3 separate regions of the Homo sapiens genome follow, and all the other regions are linked to region 2. A link is an interaction called in ENCODE POLR2A ChIA-PET data of the cell type or tissue named here. Cell type or tissue: CD4-positive, alpha-beta T cell. All regions are shown on one strand. Region 1 overlaps AP1M2 (adaptor related protein complex 1 subunit mu 2). Region 2 overlaps SLC44A2 (solute carrier family 44 member 2 (CTL2 blood group)). Region 3 overlaps AP1M2 (adaptor related protein complex 1 subunit mu 2).

What was found. Peaks named below come from ENCODE experiments on the same cell type or tissue, not always from the same donor. Only the 100,000 strongest peaks of a DNase experiment are listed, where the experiment ranks them.
Region 1: POLR2A ChIA-PET joins it to region 2 with 36 read pairs; 30 of 35 experiments call an interaction of 5 or more read pairs at or near these places.
Region 3: POLR2A ChIA-PET joins it to region 2 with 10 read pairs; 30 of 35 experiments call an interaction of 5 or more read pairs at or near these places.

Annotation. Positions count from the first base shown.
Region 1 is chr19:10,578,703-10,583,702 of GRCh38, reverse strand. AP1M2 (adaptor related protein complex 1 subunit mu 2) reads left to right here. Exons shown (of 12, transcript NM_005498.5): 3 at 30-97; 4 at 1,825-1,955; 5 at 2,069-2,216; 6 at 2,311-2,437; 7 at 3,845-3,987; 8 at 4,740-4,811. Among named protein-coding and RNA genes, the nearest start is that of AP1M2, 6.1 kb to the left of the region's middle. In CD4-positive, alpha-beta T cell, CTCF peaks have their summits at 2,317 and 2,518; DNase peaks (open chromatin) are centred at 2,002 and 2,522.
Region 2 is chr19:10,642,223-10,647,222 of GRCh38, reverse strand. SLC44A2 (solute carrier family 44 member 2 (CTL2 blood group)) reads right to left here. Exons shown (of 22, transcript NM_020428.4): 21 at 4,772-4,856; 22 at 2,666-3,944. The coding sequence ends at 3,838. Among named protein-coding and RNA genes, the nearest start is that of ILF3-DT, 9.1 kb to the left of the region's middle. In CD4-positive, alpha-beta T cell, CTCF peaks have their summits at 2,032 and 2,234 (motif pointing right); DNase peaks (open chromatin) are centred at 2,282 and 3,562; H3K27ac peaks cover 845 bases.
Region 3 is chr19:10,569,707-10,574,706 of GRCh38, reverse strand. It overlaps AP1M2 (adaptor related protein complex 1 subunit mu 2), which reads left to right. Exons shown (of 12, transcript NM_005498.5): 11 at 215-290; 12 at 1,619-2,036. The coding sequence ends at 1,641. Among named protein-coding and RNA genes, the nearest start is that of CDKN2D, 3.2 kb to the right of the region's middle. In CD4-positive, alpha-beta T cell, CTCF peaks have their summits at 1,978 and 2,183 (motif pointing right); DNase peaks (open chromatin) are centred at 2,196 and 3,849.

The DNA of each region.
Region 1 (5,000 bases), 64 kb after region 2:
GCACCTTTTCCTTAACCTTGCTGCCCCAGTGGTGGCCACCACATCGAAGAATGCCAATGCCTCCCTGGTGTACTCCTTCCTGTATAAGACAATAGAGGTAGGTACTAGCCTCCCATTGGCTAACTGGTCTATCCGTCTATCCCTCTTGCCCGCCTCTTTCAAGATTCAAGATCCTTTTCTGATAGGAAGCCTTCCCAGATCTCCCTGGGTCTTCCCTTTTTTTTTTTTCTGGTAGAGATGGGGTCTTGCTATATTGCCCAGGCTGGTCTAGAACTTCTGGATTGAAGCAATCCTACTGCCTTGGCCTCCCAAAGCATGGGAGCCACCACGCTCACCCCTTCCCTGGGGCCTTGTTTGAGTCTCTGTGCATCCGCCATCAAAGCCCCATCACTCTGCATCTCATCAGCTGCTTATGAAGTCATCTCTCCCTAAAGGACAGGGACCAAGAATGTCTCAGAGAGCATACGGCTCAGCTAAGCCCAAGGACTTGGCATCCAATCCCAGCTTCCCTGCTTCCTCACTGTGTGACCTTGAGCAAGTGACTTCTTGTCTCTGTGCTTAAAAAAAAAAAGAAAAAGGCCAGGCACAGTGGCTCATGCCTGTAATCCCAGTACTTTGGGAGGCTAAGGTGGGCGGATTGCTTGAGGCCAGGAGTTCGAGACCAGGCTGGCCAACATGCAGAAACCCCTTCTCTACTAAAAATACAAAAATTAGCCGGGTATGGTGGCACCTGCCTGTAATCCCAGCTACGGGGAAGGTTGAGGCAGGAGAATCACCTGAACCTGGAAGGCAGAGGTTGTGGTGAGCCAAGATCTCGCCACTGCACTCCAGCCTGGGCAACACTGTGAGACTTAGTCTCAAAAAAAAAAAAAGAAGCCACCATACCTGCCCTTTTTTGCCTAATTTTTCAAGCATTCAGTACACTTTTTCTTTTTTCTTTTTTGTTTTTTCTTTTGAGACAGGGTCTCACTTTGTTGCCCAGGCTGGAGTGCAGTGGCACAATCTCAGCTCACTGCAACCTCTACCTCCTGGGTTCAAGTGATTCTCCTGCTTCAGCCTCCCTAGTAGCTGCAATTACAGGCAGGTGCCACCATGCCTGGCTAATTTTTGTATTTTTAGTATAGACGGGGTTTTGCCATGTTGGCCAGCTGGTCTCAAACTCCTGACCTCAAGTGAGCTGCCTCCCTTGGCCTCCCATTGTTGGGATTACAGGCATGAGCCACCATGCCCGGCCTTTTTTCTTTTTGAGACAGGGGCTTATTCTGTTACGCAGGCTGGAGTGCAGTAGCATCCTCATGGCTCACTGCAGCCTCGAACTCCTATTAAAATTTTTGTTGTTGTTGTTAGAGATAGGGGCTCATGGCCGGGCACCGGTGGCTCATGCCATAATCCCAGCACTTTGGGAAGCCAAAGTGGGCGGATTACGAGATCAAGAGATCGAGATCATCCTGGCCAACATTGTGAAACCCCGTCTCTACTAAAAATACAAATATTAGCTGGCCCTGGTAGTGCGTGCCTGTAGTCCCAGCTACTCAGAAGGCTGAGGCAGGAGAATCGCTTGAACCCCGGAGGCAGGAGTTGCAGTGAGCCGAGATAGTGCCACTGCACTCCAGCCTGGGTGACAGTGCGAGACTGTCTCGAAAAAAAAAAGAAAAAAGAAAAAACGAGATAGGGGTTCACTATATTGCCCAGGCTGGTCTTGAACTCATGACCTTAAGTGATCCTCGTGCCTTGGCCTCCCAAGGTGCTGGGGTTACAGGCATGAGCTACTATGCCCAACCCATAGCCACACTTTTGTGGGTCTCTCTCTCCTCCAACCCCCAGGTATTCTGCGAATACTTCAAGGAGCTGGAGGAGGAGAGCATCCGGGACAACTTTGTCATCGTCTACGAGTTGCTGGACGAGCTCATGGACTTTGGCTTCCCGCAGACCACCGACAGCAAGATCCTGCAGGAGTGAGTGGACCCCTGGAGGCAGCCATGGGCTGGACTGTGGGTGTAAGGAACTGGAGGAGGTCCACGGAGGTGTCCCTGGGTCCAGCTGCTTGTCCCTGCCGCCCTCCCTCCAGGTACATCACTCAGCAGAGCAACAAGCTGGAGACGGGCAAGTCACGGGTGCCACCCACTGTCACCAACGCTGTGTCCTGGCGCTCCGAGGGTATCAAGTATAAGAAGAACGAGGTCTTCATTGATGTCATAGAGTCTGTCAACCTGCTGGTGAGCCTGCACACCTCCCCGGCACCCCTTCCACGGCCTGGCTGCAGGAGACGGAGTTTGATGCCTGCTAACTATACCCAACGTCCTCCCTCAGGTCAATGCCAACGGCAGCGTCCTTCTGAGCGAAATCGTCGGTACCATCAAGCTCAAGGTGTTTCTGTCAGGAATGCCAGAGCTGCGGCTGGGCCTCAATGACCGCGTGCTCTTCGAGCTCACTGGCCGTAAGCATTTAGGGGACCTTTCTTCTGAGAAATGCACAGGGGAGTCGCAAACCCGCCCCACGTGGGGACTTAAGAGAATCGCAGCCCGTTTTGAAATAAGCGCTCGCTCACCATCTGCTGATCACGGCCAGTATTGCAGCCATTGGCTGACTGCAAAGGCTGTTTCATGATTGAGCGACTATTGGGTGCCAGGTGCAGTTTTAGGCTCTGAGGACACAGCAGTGAAGAAAAAGACAAACCCGCGTTCTTACAGAGATGACATCCTACTGGGAGGAGGAGACAGAATAGCATCTTATTTATTTATTTATTTTGGGATGGGGTCTCGCTCTGTCACCCAGGCTGGAGTGCAGTGGTGTGATCATAGCTCATTGCAGCCTTGACCTCCGAGGCTCAACTGATCCTCCCACCTCAGCCTCTCGAGTAGCTGGGACTACAGGCATGGACCACCTACTTTTTAAATTTTTTATAGAGACGGGGGTCTCGCTATGTTGCCCAGTCTGGTCTAAACTCCTGGCCTCAAGCAATCCTCCCAAAGTGCTAGGATTACAGGTGTGAACTACTGTGCCTGGCTCAGCATCTTATTTATTGACTGATTGATTGATTTAAGATGGAGTCTCGCTCCGTCACCCGGCTGGAGTGCAGTGGCATGATCTCAGCTCACTGCAACCTCCGCCTCCTGGGTTCAAGCTATTCTCCTGCCTCAGCCTCCTGAGTAGCTGGGACTATAGGCACCAGCCACCACGCCCAGCTAATTTTTTTTGTATTTTTAGTGGAGACGAGGTTTCACCATGTTGGCCAGGATGGTCTCGATCTCTTTACCTTGTGATCCGCCCATCTCAGCCTCCCATAGTTCGGGGATTACAGGCGTGAGCCACCACGCCAGGCCTCAGCATCATATTTAAAAGCCAGACACTGCCGGGTATACAGTGGCTCACGCCTGTAATCCCAGCACTTTGGGAGGCCGAGGAGGGAGGATCACCTGAGGTTGGGAATTTGAGACCAGCCTGACCAACATGGAGAAACCCCGTCTCTACTAAAAATACAAAATTAGCCGGGGGTGGTAGCACATTCCTGTAATCCTATCTACTCAGTAGGCTGAGGCAGGAGAATGGCTTGAACTCGGGAGGTGGAGGTTGCGGTGAGCCAAGACGTGCCATCGCACTCCAGTCTGGGCAACAAGAGTGAAACTCTGTCTCAAAAAAAAAAAAAAAAAAAAAAAAACCAAGCCAGATCCTGTACAGATACTAGGTTCAGATTCCAGCTCTACTGTGCCAGTTTTTGCTCATTCTCTCTGGGCCCCAGTTTCCCCATATGTGAAATAGGTGACAGTGGTCGGCAGGAAAGGTGGGGATAGGGATCCTTTCCTGGTTCCCAGGGTCACTCTCCACTCTCCACTCTGAGTTTCAGGCAGCAAGAACAAATCAGTAGAGCTGGAGGATGTAAAATTCCACCAGTGCGTGCGGCTCTCTCGCTTTGACAACGACCGCACCATCTCCTTCATCCCGCCTGATGGTGACTTTGAGCTCATGTCATACCGCCTCAGCACCCAGGTGAGGCAGGGTCCAGCCCCATCTGGGTGGAGTAGGTTGGGGTAGGCTGAAGAGCGACCCTGGGCCCAGCGCAGTGGCTCACGCCTGTAATCCCAACAATTTTGGAGGCTGAGTCGGGTGGATCACTTGAGGACAGGAGTTCGAGACCAGCCTGGCCAACAGGGTGAAGCCCTGTCTCTACTAAAAATACAAAAATTAGCTGGGCATGGTGGCACATGCTGTAATCCCAGGTACTGGGGAGGCTGAGGCAGGAGAATTGCTTTATTTGTTTTTTTTAATTTTTATTATTATTATTTTTTTGAGACGGAGTCTGGCTCTTTCACCCAGGCTGGAGTGCAGTAGCGCTATCTCGGCTCACTGCAAGCTCCGCCTCCCAGGTTCACGCCATTCTCCTGCCTCAGCGTCCCGAGTAGCTGGGACTATAGGCGCATGCCACCGTGTCCAGCTAATTTTTTGCATTTTTAGTAGAGACGGGGTTTCGCCGTGTTAGCCAGGATGGTCTCGATCTCCTGACCTCGTGATCCGCCCACCTTGGCCTCCCAAAGTGCTGGGATTACAGGCGTGAGCCACCGCTCCCGGCCGAGAATTGCTTTAGTCCAGGAGGTGCAGGTTGCAGTGAGCCAAGATCACGCCATGGCACTTCAGCCTGGGCGAAGAAGCGAGACTCTGTCTCAAAGAAAGAAAAAAAAAAAAAAAAAAAGAAGAGAGTCAACATGGAGTCTCCAAGAACTCTCCCCTTCTTCTTCCCACAGGTCAAGCCACTGATCTGGATTGAGTCTGTCATTGAGAAGTTCTCCCACAGCCGCGTGGAGATCATGGTCAAGGTGGGCCTTGGGGGAATGCTTATTAACAATGCATGATCTCGGGTGGGTGCGGTGGCTCACACCTGTAATCCCAGCACTTTGGGAGGCCGGGGTGGTTAGATCACTTAAGCCCAGGACTTTGAGACCAGCCTGGGCAACAGGGCGAAACCCTGTTTCTACAAAAAATACAAAAATTAGCCTGGTAAAGTG
Region 2 (5,000 bases):
GTCCAAGGCCGAAGGCCTGAGAACCAGGGATCACTGGTATAAGTCTTGGAGTGTCAAGACAGGAGGAGAAGAGTGTCCCAGTTCTGAGGAGGAAAATGCTTTCTCTCCTTTTTCTGTTCTGTCGGAGCCCCAGCAAGTTGGATGGCGCTCACCCAGAAATAATGCTTTATCAGACGTGTTGCTCTGTCGCTCAGGCTGGAGCACAGTAGTGTGATCTCAGCTCACTGCACCCTCCACCCCCTGAGCTAAAGTGACCTTCTCACTTCATCCTACTGAGTAGCTGGGACAACATGTGCATGACCACCACACCCTGCTAATTTTCATAGTTTTTGTTGAGACAAGCTTTCCACATGTTGCCCAGGCTGGTCTCGAATTCAAGCTCAAGCGATCTGCCCACCTCGGCCTCCCAAAGTGCTGATTGCAGGCGTGAGCCACGGAGCCCAGCCACTGTTTTTTTTTTTTTCTTTGTCTTATTTTTACCACATCACAGCTCAAATCTGAGTATTTTCTAATCCAGCCAAGTTCACACCTAAAATTAACTATCACAGCACAGTGTGGTTGGAGGCAGGGAATATACCCAGATAAAGGAACTTGGCAGAGAGTGAAGCCAACCCAGAAGTGGAGCCAAAGCATGAAGCCAGAAAACACTATGGTGGTTCCTCAAAAAATTAAACATAAACCAGGCACAGTGGCGAGTGCCTGTCATCCCAGCTACTTGGGAGGCTGAGGCGGGATGATCCCTTCAGTCCGGGAGCTCAAGGCCAGCCCAGGTAACATAGTGAGACCCAGTGGCTTAATAAATAAGAAAGAGATGGAGATGGCAAATTTTATGCTATATGTATCGTACCACAAATCTTTTTCTTTCTTTCTTTTTTTTTCTGAGACAGAGTTTTGCTCTGTTGCCCAGGCTGGAGTGCAATGGTGTCATCTTGGTTCACCACAACCTCTGCCTCCTGGGTTCAAGCGATTCTCCTGCCTCAGCCTCCCGAGTAGCTGGGATTACAGGCATGTGCCACCATGCCTGGCTAATTTTTGTATTTTTAGTAGCAGCAGGTTTTCACCATGTTGGCCAGGCTGGTCTCAAACTCCTGACCTCATGATTCACCCGCCTCAGCCTCCCAAAGTGCTGGGATTACAGGCATGAGCCACCGCACCCGGCCGCCAGGAGCTATTTTTTAGGTGGGCATGGTAACAGGAGCTGGGGCTGAATAAAATGCCAGATTCAAAGGATCCAGGGAAACAAAGGCATCGAGGAAGGGGTCAGTGCCAGCATAGGGTAGAACTTGAGGACTCTGGAGCCAAGACCTGGGTTCAAATGCCTTCTTGGAAACAAACAAACAAAAATGCTGGCCAGGCTTGGTGGCTCATGCCTGTAATCCCAGCACTTTGGGAGGCCGAGGCAGGTGGATCACATGAGGTCAGGAGTTTGAGACCAGGCTAGCCAACATGGTGAAACCCCGTCTCTACTAAAACTACAAAAATTAGCTGGATGTGGTGGTACGCGCCTGTAATCCCAGCTACTCAGGAGGCTGAGGCACGAGAATCACTTGAATCCAGGAGGTTTAGTGAGCTGAGACTGTGCCACTGCACTGTGGCACTATGCACTGTGGCCTGGGCCACAAAGGGAGACTCTGTCTCAAAAAACAAACAAACAAACAAAAAAAACCAGCATGGGCAATATGGTAAAAATCAATCTCTACAAAAAATACAAAAATTAGTCAGGTGTGGTGGTGTGTACCTGTAGTCCCAGCTACTCGGGAGGCTAAGATGGGAGGATCACCTGAGGCTGTGGTGAGCCATGATTGCACCACTGCACTTTAGCTTCAGCCAGAGTGAGATCCTGTCTCAAAAAAAAAAAAAAAAAAAAAAGGCTGGGCCAGGTGGCTCACGCCTGTAATCCCAGCACTTTGGGAGGCCGAGGCCAGCGGATCACCTGAAGTGAGGAATTTGAGACCAGCCTGCCCAACATGGCGAAACCTGGTCTCTACTAAAAACACAAAAAATTAGCCAGGCGTGGTGGCAGGCACCTGTAATCCCAACTACTCGGGAGGCTGAGGCAGAAGAATCGCTGGAACCCGGGAGGTGGAGGTTGCAGTGAGCCGAGATCGCACCACTGCCCTCCACCCTGGGTGACAGGGCAAGACTGTCTGAAAAAAAAAAAAAAAAAAAAAAGTGGATATTGAAGAAAAATTCCCTGAGAGGAGGTGGAAAGAATTGAAATGTTGGGGCGGATTGCCTGGAGGTGACTGACACTGGCAGCTGGCACGAGGGGGCAGCAGCGAGCTTCCAGGCAGTGGGGCCCACCCCAAGGGCAGTCAGTCCCTTCGCAGATCCAAAGTAGCTGGGGAGCATAGTGACTGCAGGACCTCAGGTGCCTGGGCCCTGAGAGAGGGGAGGCCTGGGGGCGTGTGTCCAGGATGGGTGATGGCGGAGGTGGACAGGCTGCCTCTGCCTTCTGGAGTCCAGGGATTAGAGCCTAATCGGGAAATCTGAGCTGCCTGAAGGTTGGAATTCAGGCAGAGCCAGCAGCCAGTGGGTTTCCTGCCCCCTCCTCGTTCCCTTTGAGAGAATCGCCCTAGTTCAGAGACTCCTAGGGCCTTGGAAGCTGGGGTTCCCCCTACCAGCCGCCACTGGCTCACTGCCCCCAACAAACACACCAGGCCTGGACCTGTACAATAGGCACTTTATTAGTGGTTGGAATGCAGTTACACGCAGGGGTGTGCAGACGCAATGGGGGCAGGGCTGGTGCAGGCACAGGAAACGGGAGACCCCCCCCTCTTTCCCCTGGGGCCAGGAGTTCTCCCTCTCCAGGATCCTGGGACAGTGCTGATGAGCAGAGACATGAAGTCTGAGGGGGACTTGGAATATGGCAAAGGGGCAACTGGGAAGCCAGTTCCCCTGAGTTTGACAAGTTTGGCAAAAGGATCAAGTGAGGTGTGTGGGCAGAGGGGCCCGGTTTGCCCAGGACATCTGCCCTCCACCTCTCCCCCTGACATCATCCCTTGGGTGGGTTTAGTTTCTTTCCTCTCTTACAAAGAGAGCTGTGTCAATAACTGGCAGAGGAAGTCGGGAAATTCAGCCTAACTCCCTCCAGCCCAGCAGGTTTCCATTAAACAGCTATTAGCCATCTCCTCTCCAGCCTGCTCTCCACTGCCAACCCCCGCAAAACTCTCCCTCCCTTTCCCTCCTTCCCAGCCAGGAGACACCCCCACCTGGGCACACACACTCCCACCCGTCACTCCCAGCTAGGAGGGAGCAAAAGGAAGGCACTCCTTGGCGGCCCCATCTCAGCTGTTGAGACAGACGGAAAGAAAGCTAATAGACCCTTTAATGCATGTCCAGGTTAAAAAATAATAATAATAAAGAAATGCTTCTGGTGGCCCTTGAGCCAACTGTTCAGGTGTGGAGAAGGGGTTCAGTCCTGGCCGGAGCAGGCAGGAATAAACGTGGGTGTTCACTGTGGCCAGCAGCTCCCTCAGACACAAACACCGTCCTTCCTGTGGTCTGGCCCGTTGTCGTGTAAGCGGGGGACAGGAAGCATGAGGGAGCTTGTGGAGGTCGGGCCACGTGCCATCCCAGACATCAAGAGGCCCCAATGGGTTTTTACTTGTTTCTCGCAGTCTGGAGGGGCAGCCATGAAAACTCCAAGCGCCCCTTGGCATAAGAAGGAGATGCCCCAGACTCTCCACGTCCAGAAACTGGTGGGATCTGGCTCATGGGGAGGGGCAGAGCGGCAGTGATAGGACTTCAGGTGAGCCCAAGGGGCTGGGGGAACAGACCCAGCTACTGAGCACCCTGCGGCATGAGACTCCTTGAGAGGTGGGGAGCACGGGGCCTTCAGGACTCCGCTGCCTTCTTGTTGGTCTTGTTCAAGAGTTTCTTGAGGGTGGAAGACATGAAGTAAGGCCTCTCGGCCGAGCCGTCATTCCTCTCCAGGTCCTCCACTGTGGAGAGAGGTCCCAGAGCAGGAGGCATGAGGGGAGCCCACGGGCAGGGGCCTCAAGGACAGGGTAGGTGGATGAGGGTCACAGAGAAGCCTCAGAGGGTTAGAAAGCAGACACACTGGGACCAGAGAGGGGCAGACTGTAGTGGGCTCCGAGGGACACACAGGATCCCCACACTCGCAGGCCAGGAACCCCCCCGCTTCATGCACCCCCAGTCTACATGGAGGAAACCTGGCCCCCACGCCAGTCTCCCTCACTCTCTACTCCTCGGCTTCTGCCCGCTTCCCCTCCTCCGCACTCCCCTTCAACAGGATGTCTCTCAGCTCGGGCGACATGAAGTAGGGTCGCTCCTGAGAGCCGTCATTCCTTTCCAGGTCCTCACCTGGGCTCCCCCCGGGAACCGGCAGGGGGAAAATGGGGTGGTCGGGAAGGGAGGGAAAGAGGGAGGCAGGGAAGAACAGGGAAGCCAGCAGGCATGGAGGAGAGGAAGAGAGAAGAAAAAAACAAACAAAAAAAACAGATGGAGAGACCAGAGTTAGTGGCAGCCACAGATCCCCTCCCCCCAGTCAAAGCCAGAAACTGCGAAGCGCGGGCGGGCTCCAGGGCAGCGTCCAGGCTGCAGCCTGGGCCAGTGGACAGGAGGTCGGAGCTGCTTCTAAGCGCAAAAGGAAACCAGGAAGACAGGCTGGGGACCCAGGACGAGGGACAGCCAAGCCCTGGGGAAGCTGGGGGCAGGCAAGCGTGTTGCCCCGTTGGAGGGTGATGTGATGCCCAGTGGAAAGAAGGGATTCGGGGCCCAGCAAGGTTTGGGGTGAGGGGTCACTCACAGAAGCAGAGGAACAGCGTGTCCACACACATGCCATAGACGCTGAAGAAACCGTGTGCAATCAAGTAGGAGCCAACGATCACCGTCTGGGCAAGGAGAAACGAGCTGTCCCTGCTCCGTGTCCTTCCCAGAGCAGCCCCCACCCCCTGAGTCCATCCTATGCTGGGACCACATCCTTCCCCTGCTGAGAAACCCTCTTTGGATTAGTGACATCCCAACCCCTCACCCCC
Region 3 (5,000 bases), 73 kb after region 2:
CCCCACCGGCTTGTTCACTTCTGTCCCTTCTCCACCTCCAAAGCCATTCACCATTCCGTTGCCTGTGCCACCTCATCCCCCTAAGACCATGTGATATCCCCTCATCGATCCCAGCCTGTGCCACATAGCCGCTTGGCCTAAGCCGTCTCTTTCTCCCTGGCCCTGGCCTCCTCCCTCCTGCAATCCTGGACCACCTCTTTTCATTCCCTTCCAGGTCCGATACATGAAGATCATTGAGAAAAGTGGTTACCAGGCCCTGCCCTGGGTTCGCTACATCACCCAGAGTGGCGGTAAGGCAGCCCAGCTCCTGGGGACAATGGGGTGAGGGAAAGGCAGTGGGTAGGGACTCGAGGCTTTCACCACATTCTGGCTCAGAAAACCAACAAGGGTCAGGTGTGATGGTTCAGGTGTGTAATCCTAGCACTTTGGGAGGCCAAGGCGGGTGGATCTCTTGAGGCCGGGAGTTCGAGACCAACCTGGCCAACATGGTGAAACCCTGTTTCTACTAAAAATACAAAAATTAGCCGGGTGTGGTGGTGTATGCCTATAATCCAAGCTACTCAGGAAGCTGAGGCAGAATTGCTTGAACCCGGGAGGTGGAGGTTGCAGTGAGCTGAGATCGTGCCACTGCACTCCTGCCTGGTCGACAGAAACCCTGTCTCAAAAAATGAAAAAGAAAGCAAACTGCCCCTTCTTGTCATGGCACCCTGGGCCTTGGTTTGCACGTCTTTAAAATGGGGGCAGTTGGCTGGGTGTGGTGGCTCACATCTGTAATTCCAGCACTTTGGGAGGCTGAGGTGGGAGGACCGCTTGAGCTCAGGAGTTCCAGACCAGCCTTGGCAACACAGCAAAACCCCTTCACTACAAAAAATATAAAAATTAGCCAGGTGTGATGTGCACACCTGTAGTCCCAGCAACTCAGGAGGCTGAGGTGGGAGGATCGCCTGAGCCCAGGAGGTCGAGGCTGTAGTGAGCTGTGATTGCACCACTGCACTCCATCCTGGGCAAGAGTGAGACCCTGGCTCAAAAAAAAAAAAAAAAAAAAAGGAAAAAAAAGCAGGGACAGTTGTCAGCGTCAGTTCTAGGGTGGTCGCGAGTTTGGAGAAGGGGCTGAACATATAGCACCTCCATCTGCTGCCTGGAAACTGCCTTGTTTCTATGGTTACAGTACCTGTGTTTAGCCCCATTCTTAGCCTTGTTGATCATGAGTGCTGGGATAGGGGATGAATTGAGGGGCTGTGGGAGGCTGTCCCTCTTCCTTCACCCCTCCCCATTTCTTTTCTTTTTTGAGATGGAATCTCACTCTGTCGCCCAGGCTGGAGTGCAGTGGCGCAATCTCAGCTCACTGCAACCTCCACCTCCTGGGTTCAAGCAATTCTTCTGCCTCAGCCTCCCTAGTAGCTGGGATTACAGGTGTGCACCATCATACCCAGCTAATTTTTGTATTTTTAATAGACATGGGGTTTCACCATGTTGGCCAGGCTGGTCTCGAACCCCTGACCTCAAGTGATCCACCTGCCTCGACCTCCCAAAGTGCTGGGATTATAAGCGTGAGTCACCGTGCCCGGCCCCCCTCTCCCCATTTCTGAGATGGCCCCTCCTCATTCTTTCTCTGCAGATTACCAACTTCGTACCAGCTAGAAGGGAGAAGAGATGGGGGCTTGAACACGGGGCTTCCTTACAGCCCCGGATGCAGATTTTAGAGGGAGGGCAGGTGCGGGCTGTGTGTGTCTGTGTGAGGGCAGGTCCTGGACTTGGCAGTTTCTTGCTCCCAGCACCCGCCCCTTCCTCACCTCTTCCTTATTCCATAGGCTGGGAGAGAAACTCTCTCTGCTTCCCTCGCCCTTGGAGCTTTCCCCATCCCCCTGATTTTATATGAAGAAATAGAAGAGGGGCTTGAAGTCCTCCTCGCGAGTGCCTTCTTGCAATTACCTGCCTTAGCGGGTGTTGCGGGTCCCTCCTTCACAGCCGCTGAGCCCAGAGGTCCCGCTGGCCCCTCCTCTGAATTTTAGGATGTCATTAAAAAGATGAATCTAGCCGCTGCCTATGTGCTTGTTTGGGGACATTACTGAAGTGCTGCAATGGGAGTGGGTAACACGTGTCAGTCCATTCCTCAGTCCCGGGTCATGGCCCTGGTCCTCTGCTGTTGCCTTTGCTTCCCACCTCCACGGTCTGTTCCCCCAGTAGCCGCTAGAGGGCGCGTGTTAGCATCGCTTCTTTTTTCCTTTTTTCTTTTTTCTTTTTTTTTTTTTGAGACAGTCTCACTGTAGCCCAGGCTGGAGTGCAGTGTCGCGATCTCGGCTCACTGCAACCTCCGCCTCCCAGGTTCAGGCAATTCTCCTGCCTCAGCCTCCCGAGTAGCTGGGATTATAGTCGTAGTCGCCCACCATCACGCCTGGCTTTTTTTGTCTGTTTGTTTGTTTGTTTTGTTTGAGACGGAGTCTCAGTCTGTCGCCAAGGCTGGAGTAGTGCAGTGGTGCGATCTCGGCTCACTGCAGCCTCCGCCTCCCGGGTTCAAGCGATTCTTCTGCCTCAGCCTCCCGAGTAGCTGGGATTACAGGCGCCCATCACCACACCTAGCTAATTTTTGTATTTTTAGTAGAGACCGGTTTCACCATGTTGGCCAGGCTGGTCTCGAACTCCTGACCTCATGATCTGCCCGCCTCGGCTTCCCAAAGTGCTGGGATTACAGGCATGAGCCACTGCGCCTGGCTTAATTTTTGTTTTTGTTTTTGTTTTTTTGAGACGGAGTCTCGCTCTGTCGCCCAGGCTGGAGTGCAGTGGCGCGATTTCGGCTCACTGCAACCTCCACCTCCCAGGTTCAAGCGATTCTCCTGCCTCAGCCTGCTGAGTAGCTGGGATTACAGGCGTGCGCCACCATGCCCCACTAATTATTGTTATTTTTAGTAGAGACGGGGTTTCACCATGTTGGTCAGGCTGGTCTCAAACTCCTGACCTCATTATCCGCCCGCCTTGGCCTCCCAAAGTGCTAGGATTACCGGCGTGAGCCACCGCGCCTGGCTTAATTTTTTTTTTTTTTTGAGACAAGAGTCTTGCTCTGTCGCCCAGGCTGGAGTGCAGTGGCGTGATCTCGGCTCACTGCAAGCTCCGCCTCCCGGGTTCATACCATTCTCCTGCCTCAGCCTCCCAAGTAGCTGGGACTACAGGCGCCCGCCACCACGCCTGGCTAATTTTTTGTATTTTTAGTAGAGACGGTGTTTCACCGTATTAGCCAGGATGGTCTCAATCTCCTGACCTCGTGATCCGCCCGCCACGGCCTCCCAAAATGCTGGGATTACAGGCGTGAGCCACTGCGCCCGGCCTGTATTTTTTAATAGAGATGGGATTTCACCATGTTGGCTAGTCTGGTCTCGAACTCCCCACCTCAGGTGATCCACCCGCCTCAGCTTCCCAAAATGTTGGAATTACAGGTGTGAGCCACTTCGCTCGGCATTCCTATCTTATTAAAGCCATGGCCTGGTCGGGCGTGGGCGACAGAGCAAGACTCTGTCTCAAAAAAAAAAAAAAAAAAAAAAAAAGGCCGGGCACGGTGGCGGGCGCCTGTAGTCCCAGCTACTCGGGAGGCTGAGGCAGGAGAATGGCGTGAACCCGGGAGGCGGGGCTTGCAGTGAGCCGCGATAGCGCCACTGCACTCTGGCCTGGGCGAGTGAGACTCCGTCTCAAAAAAAAAATTAAAAAAAAATTAAAATAAATAAATAAATAAAAAAGCCATGGCTTGATTTGCACAATTGCCATCCTGATACCCCACCTACCTGCTCTCCCCTGCTCTGTACCACACCAGGCACGCTCTCACCTCTGGGCCTTAGCATCTGCTGTGCCTCCCAGCTGGTGTGCTTTTCCCCATATAACCACAAGTCTCCCTCCCTCACCTTTAGGTCTCAAATCAAATGTCACCTCTTCAGGGAGGCCCTCCCTGCCTTTGCGTTTCTTTTTCTTTTCTTTTCTTTTCTTTTTTTTTTTTTTTTGAGACAGAGTCTCACTCTGTTGCCCAGGCTGGAGTACAATGGCGCGATCTCGGCTCCTGCGACCTCCGCCTCCTGGGTTCAAGCGATTCTCCTGTCTCAGCCTCCTGAGTAGCTGGGATTACAGGTGCGTGCCACCAGGCGCAGCTAATTTTTTTTTTTTTTTTTTTTTTTTTGAGACGGAGTCTCGCTGTCGCCCAGGCTGGAGTGCAGTGGCGCAATCTCGGCTCACTGCAGGCTCCGCCCCCTGGGGTTCACGCCATTCTCCTGCCTCAGCCTCCCGAGTAGCTGGGACTACAGGCGCCCGCCACCTCGCCCGGCTAATTTTTTATATTTTTGGTAGAGACGGGGTTTCACCATGTTGGTCAGGCTGGTCTTGAACTCCTGACCTCGTGATCCGCCCACCTCAGCCTCCCAGAGTGCTGGGATTACAGGTGTGAGCCACCGCGCCCGGCTTTTTGCCTTTCCGTTTCAATGGCTCATCTGGTCAGTCCTCTACCACTCTAAAAAGATTTAACTATTGGCGGAGAGCAGGAGCTCACGCCTGTAATCCCAGCACTTTTGGAGGCCAAGGCAGAAGGATCCGTTGAGCCCAGGAATTCGGGACCAGCCTGGGCAACAAAGCAAGAACCCCAACATAAAAAAAAAAATCTGTATTTAAAAGCCAAACACAAATAACAAACAAAAAACACCAGCCTGGGCAACATAGTGAAACCTCATATCTACTAAAAACACAAATTAGCCGGGCGTGGTGGTGCGCCCTGTAGTCCCAGCTACTCGGGAGGCTGAGGCAGGAGGATCACTTGAGCCCGGGAAGTCGAGGCTGCAGTGAGCTGTGATCGCGCCACTGCACGCCGGCCCGGGTGACAGGAGTGAGACCCTGACTCAAAAATAAATACATATATAAATAAAAATTAACTATTGTCTCTGGCCCCAGACCATAGGTGTCCCTGCAGCAGGGGCCGACTGGCGTGCTCTCCACTCGGGCCCCTCTAGGAGGTGCTAAGTAAATATTTG